Linked DNA regions of Homo sapiens: region 1 is linked to region 2. The links are chromatin loops, found by intact Hi-C in ENCODE. Cell type or tissue: tibial artery. All regions are shown on one strand. Links, peaks and the distances in the headings refer to the core of each region. The heading gives the core; the rest is flanking DNA. Region 1 has its middle 310 kb from the start of DELEC1. Region 2 overlaps TNC (tenascin C).

The links. Peaks named below come from ENCODE experiments on the same cell type or tissue, not always from the same donor. Only the 100,000 strongest peaks of a DNase experiment are listed, where the experiment ranks them.
Region 1: a loop joins it to region 2, with 7 times the contacts of the local background. A loop is called at or near these places in 1 of 110 quality-filtered maps.

The regions. Positions count from the first base shown.
Region 1 is chr9:115,442,184-115,453,777 of GRCh38, forward strand. No RefSeq gene overlaps it. Among named protein-coding and RNA genes, the nearest start is that of DELEC1, 310 kb to the left of the region's middle. In tibial artery, for the core only: no CTCF peak of the experiment used is centred there; no DNase peak of the experiment used is centred there; H3K27ac peaks cover 3,464 bases.
Region 2 is chr9:115,105,859-115,117,452 of GRCh38, forward strand. All of the region lies in intron 1 of TNC (tenascin C), which reads right to left. LOC124902255 (a long non-coding RNA gene) reads left to right here. Exons shown (of 3, transcript XR_007061746.1): 2 at 5,571-5,693. Among named protein-coding and RNA genes, the nearest start is that of TNC, 6.5 kb to the right of the region's middle. RefSeq lists an enhancer at 8,055-9,254. In tibial artery, for the core only: no CTCF peak of the experiment used is centred there; no DNase peak of the experiment used is centred there; H3K4me3 peaks cover 2,653 bases; H3K27ac peaks cover 5,170 bases.

The DNA of each region.
Region 1 (11,594 bases), core at 1,112-9,111, 340 kb after region 2:
CCAAATTAACACAAGAGTAAGCACAATTAGACTTATTTAAACTCAGGAGAAACATGTTTTGCTCATGAAGTAGTGGAAAACCTGACATCATGTTTAAACTTAATCCAACTGCAATCAGATGTCTAAAGTTCAGAACTGAAATGTCAGACAGGAAAAAAGTGTTACCCTCATGGCTACTGTGCTCTAAGCCGAAGATGATTCAAGAAAAAGACTGTGTGTATGTGTGTGTGTGTGTGTGTGTGCGCTTGTGTGTGTGTGTTTCCTCAGACCATTAGACAATTACTAGCACTAGGAACTGGGGAATTACAATATGATTGAACAATTAGGAAATGTGGACTAAATCTGAGATTTGGGATCTCTTTGGGTGGTTTTGAGATTTTCTTGAAACATGTACAGAAGTAAAAGCAAATTGCAGACACAAACTGTCTCTTTTTTTTCTGATAGATACCTTTGCATAATTTTTTTTTGGCTCTCTGATTTTTACTCTTCTATGGTTAAAATATTTACAAGCAGACTGGAAAGCTTTTCTGGAAAAAGGAGATTTAGATTTCAAAATATAAAATTTGCTAGTCAGTAAAGTTGAAGAATTTTTTTTCTTATGCATGGAGTTTATCTTCTGGTAAATAGTATATATTTATATCATTATTTCCCACTAGCAAAGAAGCGATGTATAGAATAAAGGCATTTGGGAAATTATTTTGTCTTTAAATATGTCTTTTGCTTACAAGTTATTTTTCTTATTGAGCCAATTTCTCTTTCCTCCTCTTCATAGACACCTTCCTATGCTTCTTCACTAAATTTGGAAAATCCTTACCAAGCATCTTCTACATGGCAATCACTGCTAGGCCCTAAGGATCTCACAATTTAAACAAAGATCAGGTTATGAAGCTACGGGACAAGTGCTGTGAAGTTTGATGTGGGGACCATAATGAGTGGAGAGAGGAGCCGTCTAATTCTGCCTAGAAATTTGCAAGATTATTTCACAAAACAAGTGCAATTTATGTTGTGTTTTGCAGGAGCAGTAGGGCAGTTTGGCCAACAAAGCATGAGAGCAAGGACACTGCAGCAACTGGAATTCCTAGGTCATAGATGCAGATGACAGCAATACGGCTGGAATACAGGGCAGGTGGAGTGAGCTTTGGTGGGAAGTGAGGCCATAGGAAGAATAGTCATGAAGAGCATGGCAGGCCATATGAAGATGGTTTTCTTGTGGCTCTGAGTGTGTCTTTTGGCCTGTCTGCCAACCTATAAAATTAACGCAACACAAAATGGGTACATATGTAGCCAGGAGAAATTAAAGTGATATGTCCAAGTGGTTCTCAAAGATACAGTACTTGAGCATGACTAGCTTTGTGGCTTCCCAGGGATTTTCCAACAGTTCATTAAATAAAGTGATTTAGGTCGGGCGCGATGGCTCACGCCTGTAATCCCAGCACTTTGGGAGGCCAAGGCGGGCAGATAACCTGAGGTGAGGAGTTTGAGACCAGCCTGACCAACGTGGAGAAACCCTGTCTCTACTAAAAATACAAAATTAGCCGGGCATGGTGGCGTATGCCTGTAATCCCAGCTACTCGGGGGGCTGATGCAGGAGAATCGCTTGGTGGAGGTTGCAGTGAGCCGAGATCACGCCATTGCACTCCAGCCTGGGCAACAAGAGCAAGAGCAAAACTCCATCTCAAAAACAAACAAACAAACAAAAACAAAAAAACAAAAAACAAAAAAAATCACACACAAAAAGATTTACTGAGATCTATTGAGTACTTTCTACAGAACCAGCAGAGAATCCAAGACTGTGGAAAAGAACCAGGAAATATCTAGTATGTTTTATTTAAGATAATGAAAGGAGAGAATGGGATGGCTCAATTGCTTCAATTACTGACTACCATTAGTTGAGTTTCTACAATATGCAAGTCATTGTGTTTGAAGCAAGAAAGAACCACATTTATATCTACTACATCATTTACCAAAAGGAACCACTTGTCTTGAAGAGGCACATAGTGTACTACCTAAATAATGTACACAAACAAATGTGATAAAAGGAAAATTATATACAAAATGTCTCCGACAGAGTTTCCGTTAGGGTAATTTGTATAGAAAGAGACTGGATATTACTGAGTATCCTCTATAATCCTCTGTAAAACCAGAAGTTAGCAAATACAATCTCATCATCTTCACAACAATTCCCCAAAATAGACATCCTTATCTTCATTTTACAACCAAGGAAATAGCTGAAAGAGGTTAAGGTAACCTGCCTAAATATAAACCACTGCTATAAGTAAGGACTTGAACTTAGGTGTTTCTAGTTACATAGTTATGTTTTTCTGCATGTTATATGGGCTAAGTGAAATTTAGAATAGCTTGAAGAAAGGAGTGACATTCAAGAAAATCTGATTCTGACATTCTCATAAAGACACAGCCTTATGTATCTTAGCTCTTCTATTAAAAGCTGGCAAATATGTCTCATTGTTCAAAGTGGTCAAACTTAGATAAAAACAAAGCAATGGAAACTTTCAGACTTAGCAAGTTCAGATGGTCTCCCGTGCAGACACAGGAGTTCCATGGCATGTAATGTGTATGTATCCTTCTAACTTGCTTAAAATCATCTGGCGCCAGTTATGTGGCTGGAACCAGTTTGCAATAACTCCTGTTTGTTTTTCAAACATTTATAATAACATTGAATAAATAATATTAGCCCATGCACATTGTTCATTGCCAGGGAATACATTAACAGAACCCTCAGTTCTCTAAGTACAATTTTGGTTGAGAAGACTTATCGGCTCTGGTATTAAAGATGTTAAGAAGTGAAAGTTTGCATGTGATGAGATGGAGTGTAAATGACTTTGGTTTGAAGCCCCGTCACTTGAAATGTGGACAGGGCCATGAAAGGCTTCAGTGAAAAAGTAAACTTGAGATTGTAAATAATGCCTGATCTGACATTTCCTTTGTGGGGATGCCAGTAATGGGGTCCAGCTGCCAAATGCAACGCTCCATTGAGTCATGGGAGAAAACAACTTTTTTTTTTTTTCAAACTGATATTGTGAGTTAAAATGCACAGCTACATGCCATTTGTTTTTCTACTTTACAACAATTCAAACCAGACTATTTTCTACTGCAGCCACAGAAAAACAATCCTCGTGGCCAGCCCCCATCCTTCCTCCCTCCTGACAGATATCTTTTGTTCTCAAAATACAGGTTGGAAATGGGAGCTGTTTACTGAGTTTTTTTTTTTTTTTACTGAGGTTGCATGATGAAAAGCTTTCATAACTGATCCTGAGGTGCTAGAGTGTTTTAATCAGTGTGTAGGATTTTAATTAATCCCAGGGCTGTCCCCTTTCTCAGAAGCTAAAGGTGCAAGTTTATATTCCTCTAGGTTATGTTTGAGTGAGGCTGAAAGACCCCTTTAGAAGACAGAACAGAGAATGCAAAGAGATTCATGCTGGAGATAGAGACCTGAATTCTATCTTGTGTCTGTTTTTTCTGGGATTGTTGCCCCGTCTGCATGATAAGGAGACTTGAAGAATGACTTTGCAACCACTGGGCCAAGACTCAGGATAATGTGAATATACACAGAGATGTTTTGATTTTAAGTTTATCCATAAGTGCTTTGTAATCACTGAAGTCAAAGGCTAATGTCATAGTCTGTAAATTCTACTCACATTTTTAGAATTCTTAAAGTCAAAACTGGACAGCCATAGTTAAATTGGTTTATTCGGTTTATTCTCCTGTGTCCTCGTTTGTAGAATAAAAGGGTGGGCCAGGGTAGAGACTCTATGGCTTCTGGAACAAAGTTCAATTTCCTGGATTCACAGTCAAGTTTCTTCAGGATCTGACCACTTGACATCCCTCCAGATCTCAGATCTGCCTCCTACAAGCCCTGTGCACATTCCCATGTCCTAAATGTTAATTGTCCAGAGATCTTTACTATTTTACACTTTTTGCCTTCTGATAAGTTACTGCTTCTGCTTAGAATTTACTTAACTTGCATGATTAAGCCAGAGTAGTAAATAGCATATTCTAGAGATACTGGCATTTTTTTCTTTTTTTCTTTTTTTTTTTTTAATTGAGATGGAGTCTTACTCTGTCATCCAGGCTGGAGTGCAGTGGCGTGATCTTGGCTCACAGTAACCTCCGCCTCCCAGTTGCAAGCGATTCTCCCACCTCAGCCTCCTGAGTCTCTGGGATTACAGGCGCGCATCACCAAGTCCGGCTAATTTTTGTATTTTTAGTAGAGATGGGGGTTTCTCCAAGTTGGCCAGGCTGGTCTTGAACTCCTGACCTCAGGTGAACCACCCCCCCTTGGCCTCCTGAAGTGCTGGGAATACATGCATGAACCACCGCGCCCGGCCTGAGATACTGGCCTTTTTAAGTGAATTCCATGAGACATTGGTCTCATAAATGTTTCTCTGGTGAGTTGGGCATGTGTTTTGGGGAGAAGTGGGAAGGGGAGAAGTTTTCATAATGAAAAAATTAGGAACAATGATGTTTATTCTGCCAATTACAGAACCATGACACAGGTAAGCATAATAAAGGTTCTGAGAATTCCTGAAAAAGAAAACTGTTTAAGCCAGCATTTCCCAAATGTCCGTGATGACAAATTCCTTCTGTTACATAACAGCTACAAACACACTCCAGATCACAGTGGGAAACACCTGTTCAAGTTAATATAAAACATATGTCACCTACAGATTATAAATTTTTAAGGACCGATGATGTGCTTCATTCTTAGCAATACAATTTAATTAGTTTTTAAATTTTGAGATAATTATAGTTTTCATATGCAGTTGTAGGACATTATAGAGATATCTATGTACTGTTTACTCAGTTTCCCCCAATGATAATATCTTGCAAGTCTATAGGACAGTATCACAACCAAGATATTAATGTTCATACAGCAAAGCTACAGAACATTTCTGTAACCCCTAGGATCCCTGAAGTTGACCTTTTATAGCCACAACCACTTCTCTCCAGCCCCTATTCCTTTCTTAACCCCTGGTAACTAGTAATCTATTCTCTATTTTTATAATTTTGTCATTTCAAGAAAGTTATGTGAACAGAATAATACAATATGTAATCTTTTGCATTTGGATTTTTTACTTGACATAAGAGCATTCAGATAGTTGCATATATTAGTAGTTTGTTCATTATTATTGTTGAGTACTATCCCATGGTATGGATGTATCACAATTTGTTTAATCACTTACCTGCTAAAGGATGTTTGAGCTTTTTTTTTTTTCTAGTTTTAGGTTGTTATGAATAAAGCTGCTATAAACATTAGTGTATGGGTTTTTGTTTGAATATAAATCTTCATTTCTCTGGGTTAAATGCCCAAGAATGCAATGGCAGTATCATGTGGTAGTTGAATGTTAGTTTTAAGAAACTACCCATCAATGGTGGATTGAATAAAGAAATGTCATACATATACACCATGGAATACGATGCAGCCATAAAAAAGAATAAAATCATGTCTTGCAGCAACATGTTTGGAGCTGAAGACAATAATCCTAAATGAATTAACACAGGAATAGAACCAAATACGGCATGTTCTAACTTATAAGTGGAAGCTAAACATTGATCACACATGGGCATAAACATAGGAACAATAGACACTACAGACTACTAGTGGGGGTAAAAGGGACGGGGCATGGGTTGAAAAACTACCTATTGGGTACCAGGCTCACTACCTGGGTCCAAAATACCCATGTCACAATCTTACACATGAACCCTCTGTATCTAAAATAAAAGCTGAAATTAAAAACAACAATGACAACAACAAAAGCAAACAACTGCCAAACTGTTCTCCATAGTAGCTGTATCATTTTACATTCTCAACAGCAATGTCTGAATGATTCAGTTTCTTCACATTTTAGACAGCATATGGTATTGTTACCACTTTTTATTTCAGCCCTCTAATAGATGTGTGGTGATATTGCATTGTGGTTTTAATTTCCATTTCCCTAATTGCTAATAATGTTGATTTTGTTTTTCATGTGTTTATTTGCCATCTATATATCTTTTACTTTGAGGTCTCTTGATGTATTTTGCCTTTGTTCTAACTGGATTGTTTACATTTTATAATGCTGAATTTTAAGAATCCTTAATATACTTTAGATATTTTGTCACATATGTGGTTTGCAAATACGTATCTCCTGGTCTACCTTTTTCTTTTTTATCTGTATGTCTTTTATTTCACTTTCCTCCCTCATTATATTGAAGAGAATTCCCAGCATTATGACAGCAAGGACTCTTCTCTTGTTTCTGAACTAAGAAATAAAGCCTTCAGTCTTTCTCCGTTAAGTATAGTCTTAACTATAGGGTATTTCTTTGTTTTTGCTAAATGCTTTTTATTAAGTTTGGGAAGTTCTCCTTTCCTATTTTTCCGACTTTTTTTTTTTTTTTTAACCATGAATGGATGCTGAGTTTTCTCAAGTATATTTTCTGCATTGATTGATATATTCATGTGATTTTGCTTCATCAGGCTATTTGAATGGTGGATTACATTGAATTGTGAAGATTTTCTCCTATTTAAAGAAATTGTTTTATAGTTGTATGTTTTACATGTAAGTTCATAATCCATTTTGAGCTAATTTTTGTAGAAGATGTAAGACTTAGGTCAAGGTACTTTTATTTACTTATTTTTTATTGCTCATGGATGTCCAAGCACTCTGCACAGTTTGTTGAAAAAACTATATTTCCCCATTGAGGGCAATGGTAGCTACATAAAATGAACTGTAAGTATTCCTTCCTTTTATTTTCTTGAAGAAGTTATGTAGAATTTGTGTTATTTTTCCCTTAAATGTTTGGGAGAATTCTCCAGTGAAACCAAATGGGCCTAGAGATTTCTCTTTAAGCAGCTTTTAAATTATAAAATTGATTTTCTGAATAGCTATAGGACTCTACAAATTACCTGTTTTATTTTGAATAGCAATTTGTGTTTTTCAATGAAGTGTTGCATGTTGCCTAAGTTGTCAGATTTATGTGTCTAGCTTTGTTTGGAGCCTTCCTTCATTATGTTTTTTGTGTCTACAGGTTCTGTAGTAATATCTCCTAATTTGTTCATGAGCTTTGTAGTTTGCATCTTCTTTAATTTTTTCTTTGCCAATATCACTAGAGGGTTGTCAGTTTTATTGGTCTTTCCAAAGAACTATTAAATTAAATTTTCATTTAATTGATTTTCCATATTGTTTTTCTATTTTCTATTTCATTAATTTCTGTTCTTATCTTTTCCTTTCTTTTTTTTTTTTTTTTTTTTTTGCTTGCTTTGGGCTTATTTTGACTTTTTCTCTTTTCTGATGTACATACTTAATGGTATAAATTTTCTTCTCAGCCCTGCTTTAGCTATGTTCCACACATTTTAATATGTTGCATTTCATTTTCATTCAGTTCAATGTATTTTCTTTATTCCTGTGAGATGTTATATTTGACCCATGGACTATTTAGATGGATGTTGTTCAGTTTCCACGTATTCAAAGATTTTCCTCTTATCTTTTGGTTATTTATTTACAGTTTGATTTCATTGTGGTCAGAGCACATTGGATTACTTTAAATTCTTTTAAATTTTTTGAGGTTTCTTTTTTGTCCTAGGAGATGGTATATCTTGACATATGATCTGATGCTTGAAAAAAAAATGTGTATACTGCTATTGTTGAGTAAAGTGTTCTTTGAATGTTTATTAAATCCTATTGTTTGATGATGTTAATTTTTCCATATTATTTTTGATTTTCTGTCTAGTTGTTCTATCAATTATTGAAAAAGGTGTGTTGAAGTCTCCAACTATGAATGTACAGTTATTTAATTCTCCATCAGTTTTTGTTTCATATATTTTTCAGCTCTGTTATTTGATGCATACACACTTAGGTCTGGTATATCATCTTGATAGATTGACCCTTTTTCATTGTGTAATGCTGTTTTCTGTCTCTGATGATTTTCTTTGCTCTGAAGTCTATTTTATCTTACATTAACATAGCTATTTTTGTTTTCCTTCAATAAAAATTCACATGATATATTGTTTTCATCTTTCTACTTTTAACCTTCCTGTATTTTGCCATTAGTTTAATGGCAAAAACCACAATTACTTTTGCATAAACCCCTAATATTTGGAGTTTTTTATATATAGCAAATGACTGGGTCATATTTTTTAAAGCAACTCTGCCAATATTTGTATTTTAATTGTTGTACTTAAATAATTTACATTTGATGTAATATTGCTATGTTAGACCTTAAGTCTGCTACTTGATTTGATTTGATCTTTTGGTTTCGCTTGTAATGTTTTTCATTTTTCCAATTTCTTTCCCCAGCCTTCCCATGGGTTACTGAACATTTCTTAGAATTACAATTTGATATACCTTTAATATTTTTAAGAGTGTATCTTTTGTGGTTCCTCTAGGTAATATATTACATCATTTATACAGAAGTTATTGCAGTCTACTGTTGCCATCATTTTACTAGGTGGAGTAAGGTATAGAAAGCTTACCTCTCTTTATGCTGCTTTAAAATCTTTGTCAGCTGATACTAACATCTCTGTTATCTTAGTTTTATTATTTATTGTCTTTTTTTGTTCTGTTTGAGATCATCCTAATCCTTGACATGATGAGTGGTTTTAAATTAAACAAGGAGATTGTTTTGTAAAAATCTGGATCTTATTTAAACCTACCATTTAAATAAGACTGGTTTTCTCTGACATTGTCCTGCCAGGGGCAGGGAGAAGACCATCTTGTCTGGTGATGGTAAAATCCAGGTTCTCTACTTGATTTTCATTGACACTGAAGGAAGGGAGGCTCATTGCTATTGCTGGAAGGAGTCTGGCTTCCTACGGGATCTCCACTACTGCTACAGAAGGTGTGGCTTTATTACTTTAGATGATGGTGAAAGTCCTGAATCTTCACGAGGTCTGCCCTGACACTGTCCCAGTGTGAAGGGAAATGGGGAGTTGGGGTAGAAGTTCAGAAATTTTATGTGGTCTCTAATGACACCAGCAGGATGGCCCATTACTGGCTAGAGGAATTGAAATCATTGGTCCTAACTTGGTCTTCTCTTAAATCACGCCAGTCTTGGGTATTGGGGGTGCTGTATTACAGCCTTGTGAGGATGAATGTTTAGGCTGCTCCTCACCTGGCATTTACTCGTGCAAGTATGGATTGGTCACAGTTTCTGATGCATTTGTCCATGGTAGATTGATGGTTGCCTAAAATCTGTCTTTATGTCCGGCCTGACTGTTCCTTTCCTGGTCTTTTGCTAGAGAGGAAAACCAAAAAGCTTTTGTTGGAGATTTTGGTCTACGCTAATGCTAATGTCTATGTCTATTAGCATTTTTAGGTTACTGGCTTCTTTGACTCCCAGTCTTGAACACATGAGGCAAAAAGAAACCCACAGACTCACTGTCTCATTGTTCCTCAGGTCACAAGGTCCCTAGATGGCATGCCTTCCTCTCCTCAACCTTCTGAGTCTTCTTTTGTGTGTTTATATATATAGTATCTACAGGTTTTAGTTGCACTTACTAGGAGAAAGGTAGATCTACTCAATCTTTCTGAAGGTGAAAGTCCTTTATAAATAATTTTAAATCATCATATTGAACGCTTATTACCTCTAGAAATAATATGATATTCTTTGTATACAGTCATACCTCTGAGATATTGTGGCTTCAATTCCAAACTAGGGCAACAAAGGAAATATCACAAGTAAGCAAGTGACACATTTTTTTTTCCTTTTTTTTTTTTTTGAGACGGAGTTTCACTCTTGTTGCCCAGGCTGGAGTGCAATGGCATGATCTCGGCTCACCGCAACTTCCACCTCCCAGGTTCAAGCCATTCTCCTGCCTCAGCCTCCCTAGTAGCTGGGATTATAGGCATGTGCCACCACACCCGGCTAATTTTGTATTTTTAGTAGAGACAGGGTTTCTCCATGTTGGTCAGTCTGGTCTCGAGCTCCCGACCTCAGGTGATCCACTTGCCTCGGCCTCCCAAAGTGTTGGGATTACAGGCGTGAGCCACTGCACGCGGCCCACATTTTTTTTAGTTTGCCGGTGCATATAAAAATTATGATTCCATTATACTATAGTGTATTAAGTATGCAATAGCACTGTGTCTAAAAATGTGCATACCTTAATTAAAATACTTTATTACTAAACAATGCTAACAATCATCTGAGCCTTCAGTGAATTGTAATCTTTTTGCTAGTGGAGGGTCTTGCCTCAATGTTGATGACTGCTAACTGGGATCAGAGTGATTGTTGCTGAAGATTAGGGTGGTTGTGGCAATTAGAAAAAAAAATAAGACAACAGTGAAGTTTGCTGTATTGATTGACTTCCTTTCCTGAAAGATTTCTCTGTAGCATGTGATGCTGTTTGATAATTACCCAAAGTAGACCTTCTTTCAAAATTTGGAGGTTGGGCATGGTGGCTCATGCCTATAATCTCAGTGCTTGGAGGTGCCAAGGCAGGAGGCTCGCTTGAGGCCAGGAGTTTGAGAACTGCCTGGGCAACAAAGAAAGACCCTGTCTCTAATGACAACAACAATAAAATAAATAAATAAAAAATAGCCAAGTGTGGTGGTGTGTGCCTGTAGTCCTAGCTACTCAGAAGGCTGAGGTGGCAGATTGCTTGAGCCCAGGACTTTGAGTCTGCAGTGAGCTATGACAACCACTGCACTCCATCCTGGATGACAGAGTGAGGCTTTGTCTTTAAAGAATGAATAAATGAATAAAACATATAAAATTGGAGTCAATCCTCTCAAACCCTGCTGCTGCTTTAACAACTATGTTTATGTAGTATTCTCAGTATTCTAAAGCCTTTGCTGTCATTTTAACAATTTTCACAGCATCTTCACTAATAAATTCCACCTCAAGAAACCACATTCTTTGCTCATCAATAAATAGCAACTCCTCATTTGTTAAAATCTTATCATGAGATAGCAGCAATTCAGTCACATCTTCTACTCCTAGTTCTATTTCTATTTCCATCTCATCTGCAGTTACTTCATCCACTGAAGTCTTGAATTCCTCAAAGTCACTCATGAAGGTTGGAATCAACTTCTTCAAAAACCCTGTTAATGTTGATATTTTGACCTCCCTCCCATGAATCACGAATATTCTTAATGGTGTCTAAAATGGTGAGTCCTTTCGAGAAGGTTTCCAACTTACTTTGCGTAAATTAGAAGAATTATTCCGTATGGCAGCTAAAGCCTTACAAAATGTCTTAAATAATAAAACTTAAAAATCAGAATTACTGCTTGATTCATGGGCTGTAGAATGGATGTTGTGTTAGCAGGCATGAAAACATTAATTTCCTTGTACTTCTCCATCAGAGATCTTGGGTGACTAGGTGCATTGTCAATGGACTGTAATATTTAGAAAGAAATCACTTTTTTCTTAGCAGTAGGTCTCAAAATTGGGTTTCAAATGTTCAATAAACCATTCTGTAAACAAATTTGCTGCCATAAAGCCTCTATAGTCTTTGATTTTATTTATAGAACATAGGAAGAATGTATTTATCATAATTTTTAAGAGTCATAGGATTTTTTGGATGCTAAATGAGTATTGGCTTCAATTGAAAGTCACAAGCTGCACTATGTCCATTGGAGCTTTAAAGTCAGGCATTGACA
Region 2 (11,594 bases), core at 2,395-10,394:
TCCAGGGTGTTTAATAGGTTCATGCTCGTTGGAAATCTCGAAGAAGGGGACAGTTTATAGAGTGTTTCCCAAATCTACTTGATTATTCTGTTTGAAGTGAGTCACAGGATTAGGTTGGATGGCACACGATGGGGGAAGAACTGATAGAGAACAAATCCTAGACCCTTACTCCTTTCATTTCTTCCTGTATTAGAAGGAAGTAGAGATATACCTAACTATGACCTCTCTGGGATAAAATGTGAAGCTCTATGTTAGAGGATCTTGAGCAATTTAAACTAAGAGTGAAGCAAGTAGGTCAATATTTATACTGTGCGTGGCACTTTACAAATGCTGTTTAATCATGTTACCAACTCTGGGAATTAGGGAGCATTGTTTGTATTTTACTGGTAAGAGAACTGAAGGCTTAAGAAGGTTAAGTAAGTGGCCTAGTCAGCAATTATTTGAATCAGAATTAAGAACAGTCTTATAATTCCAAAGTCTATGCTCTTTCTGCTATATCAAGTTACCTTTGAAGTAAGATTCATTGTTCAAGTTAAAGAATTAATATTTATCTACTAACTATCAGAGAGAAACACAATATCATTAATATGAATAGAGTTGTTGGATTTGCAAAATGGAACAAGGTAGGATGGTGTTTGGGAATTGGGGTTTACATAACTATTTTATTTACTGTTGTGAACTTGAGGGGAGGGCATAGGCCAGGTGGACTATAATATCTGTGTCTTAGGCAAATCTTTAAAGCCCCTGGAGAAAAGCCTGCTCTCCTTGAGTCTGACCTGAAGAGAAGGTTAATAAGTGAGAGGAAGATACAGTGAGAAGTAGCAGATGGGGGAGCTAAAAATCTATCATTTCTGGAAAACTGGGCTTCACACTATGTACTATCTAAAAAACGTGTGGTTTCCAAGAAATCAGTCAAGATCAGAGAGCGTTTCAGAGGGGCTGGAAATTACCACTTTCAGTTTTGAAAGCATGGACTTCTATGAACAAACAACTTATTTGTATAAGTAAGGAAAGGAGGGAAAATTCCTTCTAAATAGGATCATTTAATTCAGCATATGGCAGGAAATTCAAGAAATTAGCCAGAGAGAAATACTAGTCAGAGGAAGGCAGAGGCAAATGAAGATGAATCATACAAATGAATAACTTTTAATCATTATTCTGAACTTCTTTTAGGTATAGAGTTTGGCATTATGTTTTTGGAGGGGAACTTACTAGATGATTTTTTTTTTCTGCTTCAATCTCTATATACACAAGTATGATAATATCCACCTTGTTAGGTTAAGGTGACTGGAAAGTAAGTATAAAAATTTAGTAAGGTTGACTGGAAGGGATCAGTAAACATTTCCTTAAATGACCAAATAGAAAATATGTAAAGCTTTGCAGTTAGATGATTTCAGTCACAACTATTCAACTCTGCTATTGTAGAGGCAGCAGCTATAGATAATACACAAACAAATGAGCATGGCTGTGTTCCAATAAAACTTTATTTACAAAAATAGGCTGCCACCCTATGGTTTGCTAACCTCTGCTGGAATATAGTAGTTATTCAATAAATGACAGCTTCTATTATGAAACTAAATACAGATTGAATTGAACAATAAGGAAACTAACATTTTGTTGAGTGCCTATTATATACATTTTTATGCCAAATCTTACACTAAATGCTTTTTATTCATGCTATCATTTATCTTGTCATTTGTCATGACAACCTGGTGAGTTAGGTATTATTATGCTTATTTGAAAATTAATTTGAGACTCAGGGAGTTTCCATGACTGGCTTAAGAGGCAGAGCCAGCTTTTGAATCCTGATTTATTTGTGGTTCTAAAATGTCTGCTTTCAACTACATTGAGCTACACTGGGCTGACTCCTAAAGGAATTTTCTTAGTTCAGATAAGGTAAAAACTTAAATTTTTACTGCTCCATAAAGAAAGAGATCAGCATTCAAGTGGATGAACTCACTTTCCATTTCCTAGACCTTCAGCAGCTCTTTGGTGGCTGTGCACATGTAAGCACCAAAATATTTGACCTCTGTTTTTCTCCCAGAACCTCTGGCTGGATCTCAAGTTTTATGTACTTCCTTTTTGGAGAATACTTAAGCCAAGGTGTACTGTTTGCAAACACTTATTAGCCTTGGGTAGATATTGGCGAGTTTCCGTTGGCATCAAATGGGCTTCCAGAATCTGCTGAGGCCTGGCTGTGCTCATTGATTGTCTTTGCCAAAAAGAGCTGCTAATTAGGATGACATCCTGCTTGTCTCTACCTCTAGAGCTAGGTTTTCCTTCCTGGGCATGCCTATTTTGTCCCAAGCAGTATGTTTGGATTTTTAGTGCAGATCTAGATGAACAAGAGCAAATTTGCAGTCCCTTTAAAATCTATGAAGCCTTGTGCTCCAGTGAAGAATTTCCCAGACTACGTTGCAAGATGTTTTTAGGTAGATGTCCTATGGTCAGGTATGTTTGGAGATACTGGGCTAACGAAAGTTGAACAGATTAATTACAGCAAGATATCTCAGATGATGCACTCTACTTCCCTGAACCATCCATTGGCTTCTAACCACACTCAGAATGAAATTCAAACTCCTAGCCATTGCCTACAGAGCTCCTTCTCTCATTTCATTCAGACATCTGCACAATGGCACATTCACCTCTCACCCCATCTAAAAGAGCACTCCTCTCACCACCAGTCATTGTTTATGCCCTTACCTTGTTTTGTCTTTCTTCTTAGCAAATATCACTACCTGAAATTGTGCTATAAGTTTATGTGATTCCTTTTTATTGTCTGCCTTCCCCCTGCTATGGTCTGAATGTTTGTGTTCCCTCAAAATCCACACATTGGAACATAATCACCAGTGTGACAATATTAGTTGGCAGAGTCTTTGGGAGGTACTTAGATCATGAGGGCAGAGGCTTCATAAATAGAATTTGTGCCCTTATTAAAAGAGACCCCATAGAGCTGCCTTATGTCTTCTGCCATGTGAGGACATATAAGGTGCCATCTTGATCTTGGACTTCCCAGCCTCCAGAACTGTGAGAAAGTAATTTCTGTTGTTTGTAAGTCACTCAGTTTATGGTATTTTGTTGTAGCAGCTTGTACAAACTAAGATATGCCACCATAATGTAAACACCATGAATAAAAGGATCTTGACTGTATTGCTTTCTATTGTATCACCAGCCCTAAAACTATGTATTGAATGGACATATGAGCTGTGCATTTCCAAGAACAGAAGAGTACCAAGTGTTTCCCAAACTCATTTGGCCACAAAACCCTTTTTTAGGTGATTCCCATGAGAATGCTTTTCCACATGACACACTTTTGGGAACTGCTTCTCTAGTGGGATCTTATCATCAAGAACTATTTGATCAACAGGTAACAAAACAATGACAACAACAAAACATTTATATTGAATGCCAGTTTCTGTGCTAAGCAGTGTTCATGAACTACATCATTTAATCATCACAATAAACTTTAAACTAGGTGCTACTACTTTGCTTTTAATATGGATAAGAAGAAATTAGCTTAAAGAAGCTAAGTAACTTGGCCAAGATCACATAGCAAGCAAATACCTCTCAAACCCAGAGGATTCTTATGCCAAAGTCATACTCTTAACCATTATTCATTTCTTCTTGTGGGCTGTGAGCTTCTCCATGTCCTAAGATAGAGAGCTCTTTGTCTCCATCCCACCCTTGAGCCTGTTCTTTCCTCCTATTAGTTGTTGACTAATCTTTGTTATAACCTCCAGATTTTCAGCTATCTCTTGTGACTCAGCCTCAAATCCCCAGACAGGACTCCTCTGTCCTTGGTACTGGTTTTTCCAAATCCAAAGCAATTTGTGTTTTTATCCTGAAGGCCACCTCTGAAAGCAAACACATTCCTTGAGGTCTGTGTCCTGAGACAGTTTCCTGTCCTAGGGCTGGGATGGTTTCCTCCTATCACATGTTGTGTCATCACACTGCATACTTGCAAGCCAGTGGGTGAAGCGTGAAAACAACTTCAAGCTCTGGGCTTTCTGAGCAAACTGCTAAGGAAGAGGATGTCCAAATCTGGGACACAGCAAGGACTCCTATTAATTGCTAAAGATTAACTTTATTCCAGTTGTGCTAGGTTTCAGATAAACCAGATACAATTTTTTCTTTTAGGAACTATATTGTCAAGAGGGGCAGACAGGCCATTCCAGGATGATAAAGGAGATGATAGATTTAAAAAAAGAAACATAGGTAGAATGAGATGACAGTAAAAGGGCATCTAATTTACCTGGAGGAAGTGGTGCCTGAACTGAATTTTGAGAGAAAAATATGAATAGGTGAAAAACATAAAAAAGGATATTCTAGGCACGAGGGAATGGCATTTACAAGGATATAAAAAGAATAAAAGGGTTGATGTGAACAGTATGAATGACAGCTGAAGTACAGGATCTGTTTAGAGACCAGAAGCAAGATCATGGAGAATCTTGAATGTCAGAATATCTGGACTTTTTTGCAGGCAGAAGAAAAGCATTTGGAAATCTTGAGGCCCAGGAATGTTAACCTCTATGTCTCAGGTTGAAGAAGGGGAAGGCTGGGTTGCTGGGGGCCAGTGGGAAAGCTGTTGCAGTGGCCCATCTGTGAGATGCTAAGATCTGAACTACAGGGGTAATGGAGGTGGGGCAGGGGGTGGTGATCAAGAAAGTGGGGAGGCAGTGAACAGATTTGCTTGTCAAGGCAGTAGAGACTACAACATTTTGTGTGTGGGGTTAGTAAAGAAAAAAGAATTAATCGAAGATGTTACTATTCATTATATCTGCTGAGAGGAATAGATTGAGGGAGGAACAATGGATGAGTTTTAGTTTTGGTCACACTGACTGTCTTGCTTTAGAATAAAATACATTTGGAATCATTGCCGTGAAAGGCCCCTCCCTGGGGTGAAATTCAAGAGAAATTATGGCTAACCAATGAGTTAAAACAACTAATCAAAACACTTGGCTCCACTATATACATGGGAGGATGTTAAATAAAAACTAGTCCACTTTAGTGGCTGCCAGAATTTTTTTTTTTTTTTTTTTGAGACAGAGTCTCACTGTGTTGCCCAGGCTGGAGTGCAGTGGTGTGATCTCGGCTAACTGCAAGCTCCGCCTCCCAGGTTCACGCCAGTCTCCTGCCTCAGCCTCCTGAGTAGCTGGGACTACAGGTGCCCGCCACCACACCCAGCTAATTTTTTGTATTTTTAGTAGAGACGGGGTTTCACCATGGTCTCGATCAATTTTTTTATTACTCATCAGTGAGGGTACTGAAGGGTTGAGTGAACTTGTCATTGATAAGAGGTTGCCAGAAATTGGTGACACTGGAGTGCTGGAGGCTGTGGCAGGCAGACTCTAAGGTGGCCCCATTGATACTGCCTCCCGGCATTCTCATACGTGTGCAATTACCTCCCCTTGAGTGTGGGATGGCCCAGTGACTTTCTTCTAACAAACAGAATATGACTAAGGTGATGGAATATCCCTTCCATGATTAGGTTACACAGGATTGTGATGTGCCTCTTGCTTATAGACTTTCTCTCTCTCTCTCTTTTTTTTTTTTTTTTTTTTTTTTTTGAGATGGAATCTCGCTCTTGTTGCACAGGCTGGAGTGGAATGGCTCGATCTTGGCTCACTGCAACCTACGACTCCCAAGTTCAAGTGATTCTCCTGCTTCAGCTTCCTGAGTAGCTGGGATTACAGGTGCCCACCACCATGCCAGGCTAATTTTTTTGTATTTTTAGTAGATACGGGGTTTCAGCATATTGGCCAGGCTGGTCTCGAACTCCTAACCTCAAGTGATCCACCCGCCTCGGGCTCCCAAAGTGCTGGGATTAAGAGGTGTGAGCGACCATGCCCGGTAACTCTCTTTCTCATTGGCTTTGTTAATGTAAATGGCCTTGTTGGAGAAGCCCATGTGGCAAGGAACTGAGGGTAGCCTTGGACCAACAGCTTTGAAGGAACTGAGGCCCTCAGTTCAATATCTCTCAAGAAATGGAGTCCAGCCAACAACCACATCAACAAGCTTGGAAGCTAATCATCCCCCAATTCAGCCTTTAGATGAGACATCAACCCTGTCCAACACAGACAATAACCTCATGAGAGACCATGAGGCAGAAAATCCAACTAAGCTGTGCTTAGACCTCTAGAAACCATGAGATAATAAATGAGTGTTGATTTAAAGTAATTTGGTATGCAGTAATAGATAATGAATACGGAGATACTAGTCATCCTTGGCTCGGTCCGTGTGAGTTAAGGCTGTTGAGAGAATAAGACTCTGCTCATTTTTCTTTTCTAAAAGAATGTCTTAATTCTGAAACTTTTAAGATTGTCCCTGGCTTCCAAGAGCAAGAGTCAGAAGACCTAGGATTCCAACCTGACCCTGTTGCCAACTGGCGGAAGATCTTAGAAAGATCTTTCCCTTCTCTATGTCTCAGTTTCACCCTCTTTAAAATGAGGTATGCTAACCTAGGCCAGCAATTTACAAAAACATTCTGTTTTTTCTGCACAGAGCCCTTTCATCAAATAAAATTTCATGAGGAGGCTCAGTGTACAAAATAGATAAGTGGAGGGGCTTTCATTGAAATAAGGTTGAGGGGAATCCCCTGCTTGGCCTCCCTGTCTCTCCACAGCAGCCCCCAAATCTTTTTAAATTCTTTTTAAAATCCAGTCTGCAAGATTCTGGCTTAGAGGCTGCCCGTAAGCCCTTTTAGTTTGAAAATTCTGTATTCCCTAAGGAGATTTAAGAAAATAGTAACCTACCTAGAAGTTAAAGCATTCCTCTGCAATATCTGTGCATCGACCTTCACAAGACCATCCCACAGTCCTGGGCATCTCCTTTGGGGACTGTGCTAATGGTGCGTCTGCCCATGGTGGGTCCGTTTTTGGGGAAAATGAACTCCAGCAGACAAAGCTCCCGCCTCCCTAACATTCTTGACCTCAGTGGTGTACAGTCCAGTGTGGCAGGGAAGGCAATCATAGGGGTAATTATGACACAGACAGTGGGGGACGTGCAGAGCTCAGTTGGAACCTGGAGCAGGGGGATTCCAGGCAGCCTGCAGGGCACTCATGGCTTCCCTTGGGCAGCACTTGCTTATGTGTGTCTATGCTTCAGGTCTCAGGCTGGTTGCAGGGATGTGATGTGGATCGGGCTTTGCCCTCATGTAGCTTAAAGTCTAGTAGAGAAAACGTATTACATTATGGGTCACATGCTAATCATTTAATTACAGTTTTTTTCAAGAGGTGAAGCCTGAAGGAGCAAGCTGGAGATAGCAAAATTAACCAGTCTGTCAAAGAACACCAGGGCCAAAAAGACAAGCTTTTGTGTCTTTCTTAGCTTTGCTGTGTCTAGCCCTCTCTCTTGTCAGAAGATGAATAGAATTAGGGAGCTGAGCATGACTTCCTTACTGAAATGGTTATAACTAGCCTCTCAGGACTGGGAACTGGGTTTGATTTTTAACTCCACCAAGTACTTTCTGCATGGTATTGGGTAAGCTACTTAAACGTTTTCAGCCTTACATTGTGCATATTTGAATAGGGTGGGTGATAAGACTTACTAGAAGCTATGGTTGACTAAATGGCATGATGCCTATAGAGTCCTCAGTAAATATTAGCTATTACGATTATCCCCTAGGATTCTCCTAGGAGAACATTTCAGACACATTCTTGTCGAAGTTAGCAGCAGCCAGCTTTAGGGTTAGAGGTGAACAACGGTCAATTCTGAAGCAAAGCTATCTATGTTCAGAACTCATGATATATCTCTGGCTCTTGGTATAGGGTATTTGAGGAGGGTTAAAGGACCAAACAAAGCTATTTAAGTTACCATGGCTATATCATGAAGGACCTATGAACTTCAGGAAACTTCAAAATTCTGAGACGACGTGGCATGAAATACATATTTTTAAAATCTCCATTCACAGATAGACTAAAAATGCACATGGAAGGGATTTTCCGTTCGCGATCTGCTTTTGACTTGGGCATTTTGCTTTTATTCCATGATGAAGGGCCAAAGAGAGTAATGATAGTGACAGGGTTGTTTCTAAAGTGGAAGAGAAGCTGGAAATGTGAGACAAGGTGGAGGGAAAGGAGTTTAGGCTTAAGGGCATAACTGAAAAATGTCTGGCCACCAGGATTAGAATCAGGTTGGTTTGCAGACTTTTCTCCTTTACAGAGAAGTCACAAAGCATGTATAGCCCCCGAAGGTAGGTAAGTTCACCATCTCTGTCTTTTACATTGAATGGAATTATGGCCTGGGGTTTGCAGGAGGCTGGTCATGTCACACTTTGAGGGGGGTTTTCCTCCTTGGAAGGGAGCCTTCATCTAATGTTTCCCACATGTTGAAGGTGTTCAAACTGGCCCGGGATAAGATTCAAGGGGATTCCCTACAATCTTCTCAGAGTGAGAGGTATTTGAATCATAATCTTCCTCTCTGAGGCTTCCGCTGAATTTGTGGCTCAATTTGTGGCTCGGAGCCTACAACCATTTCCAAGCTGTCCTGGGATTCATGGCCCCAAGGCCGATTTCACTTTACCTACCAATCAGCCCTTTTAAAACCAGATGTTTGGCTCACCTGTGTGCCTACTTTTCTGAGATGAAAATCAGCAGGAGTGACCTGACTGCTACCTCTAGTTTCATTCTTCTCTCTTCCAGGGCTGAAATTTGAACTTTCCTGTTTCCAGGCAGAGAGTTGCACCATTGAGAGCTGACCTTTGCTGAGAACCATGAAAAATGATACATGCAGGGCTATTCTGTAAAATCAATAGGCACCAATGCCAGCTGGGGGCTTCTCCACCATCTTGATCATTCACTGAAAGACACCATTTAAGGTTCTAAACTTGGTCAGCACAGCCTGACTTCAGAAGGCAATATAGCACAGCAGAAAGAACAGTGGGGTATTAGTTAGAAAGCTTGGGTCAAAGCCAGCTCTGCCCCTCAATTACGGAAAGACCTCAGATGAGTCACCTAACTTCCTTGAGTGTCGATTTCTTTAAAATTGAGCTAGTAATTTATAATTTGTAGTGTCTGAGTGAGAATGAGATGAGAAACCATTGGCAAACCCTCCTATTACATATGTGACACTATTAACTTTGTGTTTGTGTGTTTTACCATCACAAAAGGACATATATTTCGAGCCAACTAAATGTTTGCAACCTACTTTTTACGTTTCAAACTGAAGTGGCTTCAGCATGAAGGGGGCTGCGCTTTGGTCCAGTGGATATGTTTTCTTGTAAGAAAGCACAGCTAGGTGTCTATAGAAATCTAGAGAGAGAGGAGAGAATATGTGCTCTTAATTTATTGTTAGCATTAGAAAGGGTAGGATTAAGGGGGATATGTTTTTCATTCTGTCAGCTTGAATTCTCTTTCCAAATTCCATTCTGGTTATATGATCAGGCTACTGCTGTATTTATGGGTGGCCACAGTCTGCCTGGAGGGGCATATTTAGTCAGAAAGGAAGTGTTTTCCTTCTAAAGGCAGGCAAGAAGCAGAGAAGCATTCAGAAGGAACACGGCAGAATGTACCTCTGACTTGGTGATCACGGGGACCTGGGTGTGAAACCTGGCTGTATCACTCTGAGTTCTAGGACCTTGGTAAAGTTATTCAGTCTCCCTGTTCTTGAAGCCATCTCTTTGTCCAACAAATATAGTCCATACCTCAGAGACATGCTGTGGATGATCCCACAAAAGCCTACAGTTTAGAGAGTAGGCTCATCATATATTTTGGCTATCATTGTCATTAGAATTAATTAAAATAGCCTTTGTTAAGTCTTTTATTTCTCATTCATATTCCTGTCTATTACACTATTTGTGGACTTGCTCTTACTTCTGCTACAGATGGTGACTCAGAGGGGCAAAAATCCTTGTTGAAGGGCAGAATGGCAACCAGAATGCACACAGCCTGGTTTCATGATTTGTAAATGTGCTTTTTGTCATTGAAGATTCTGTGGCAATGTCCCAGAGGCTAAGAGCAAAGGTGTAAGTTTTAGACCTTGTGACCCCACTTCAACCAAAGCAGCCCTGCATTTACCTGTCATATACTGGGGGTTTGCCCTAAATTCATGTAATGAATATTTTCATCATTAAAAATAAGTTTAAAAATCATGATCTTAGAATATTAATCTTGGACAAGTCCTTGTAAAATGATAAACAGAGAAACTAAGAAAAGTTTCCATTTATTGAACCCTTAATATGTGGAAGGTACTATGCCAAGTGTTTGCCATATATTACCTCATTTGAATGTTGCAAGAGCCCTGTGAGACATAGTTTGTCATCTCCATTATATGAATGACAAAGTTGAGGGCTGAAACGTTAGTCACTTCTTAGAGTGGGGAAGGAGGAGGTTAGTGTGGGATAAAATAGAGAAGCTAGGTTTTTAAAACAAAGCATAGAGGAAAAAAATATTTAATGACTGTAGAGCTTGGCAACATCCCTTTCAATCCTTGTCCAATTTACCCTGTTTGAGCAAACCAGAGAATACTCATATTGTGCACCTTTTTCTTCCCCACAAAGCAGTCACCTTCCTGAAATGCAAGGGCCAAAGCACGCTGACTTACATCTCCTGCAAATGACTTGTATGCGCACAAAGCCAGAAACTCTTCACTTGGTTGTCTAGGACTGAATAAATCTTCTTCAGTCCTGAATTGGGCTTGCCTGGCTGGGATGGATAGTAGTTTTCCTTTCTAAAACACATATGGGAAAGCTCTGTAAAAATGGGGGAAAAAGTCTACAAAAACATGAAAAAGAGGCATTCATTCTTCAAGTGGTGCTCCCTGTCCTGCCCTCCCTCCGGACAGAAAGCTTTTCCAAAGAGTTTCCAACAGCATCGTACTTCATAGCTGTCAGCTTTAGAATCTGCAGATGCCTAAACTCAAAACCTCCTGACATTCTGGAATCAAAATTTGACATTAACTTCCAGCCCCGGGCTACTACCTTTTCTCCAACCTGTGCCAACACAACCTCCTGCTTGTAAAATACAGCCAAGTCTCAGACCTGCCAGCCTAGTGAGACACCCTCAGATTGGGTGAGATAAAAAGCGGGGGCTGGGGGCGGGCTGAGGAACAACACACAAGAAACAATCCAAGACTGGCTCAATGCCTCTTTTAACTTCCAGAGTGATGGCAGTTTTTGGCAATGACAATGATTATCCAAACTTCCAGTTATTAAGCAGTCATTGCTGATCTTTCTATACCTCATTTTCTCCTCAAAACGACAGCAGACGCTATTGTCCCCATTTTAGAGATGTGAAAACTGAGGATTAAGGAAGTGATGTATCTTTCTCAGGGTCATATGTATGGTGGTGGGGAGAATACCAAACACCTCTGGCTTCAAACCTAAGCTCTTATTCCTCTTACAACACTGATGGGTGAGAAGAACCCCTGTGTTCTTTCCAAAGTACACCAGGGGCAGCAGGGTTCCCATACCTGGGGGATGTTGTTGCTCAGATCTTTCTGTGATGAGAGGTGAGGAGGAGGAGGTGATTCTAGAGACATGTGGGACGCTGCTGGCTCTAGGCACCCCAGTAAAGCTGTTCTCCACCACTCTCTAGCTGCCTGTCAGTTATTCATCTGGCCCAGGAGCCACCTCCTCTCTTCTGTCCCCCAGCTCTCAT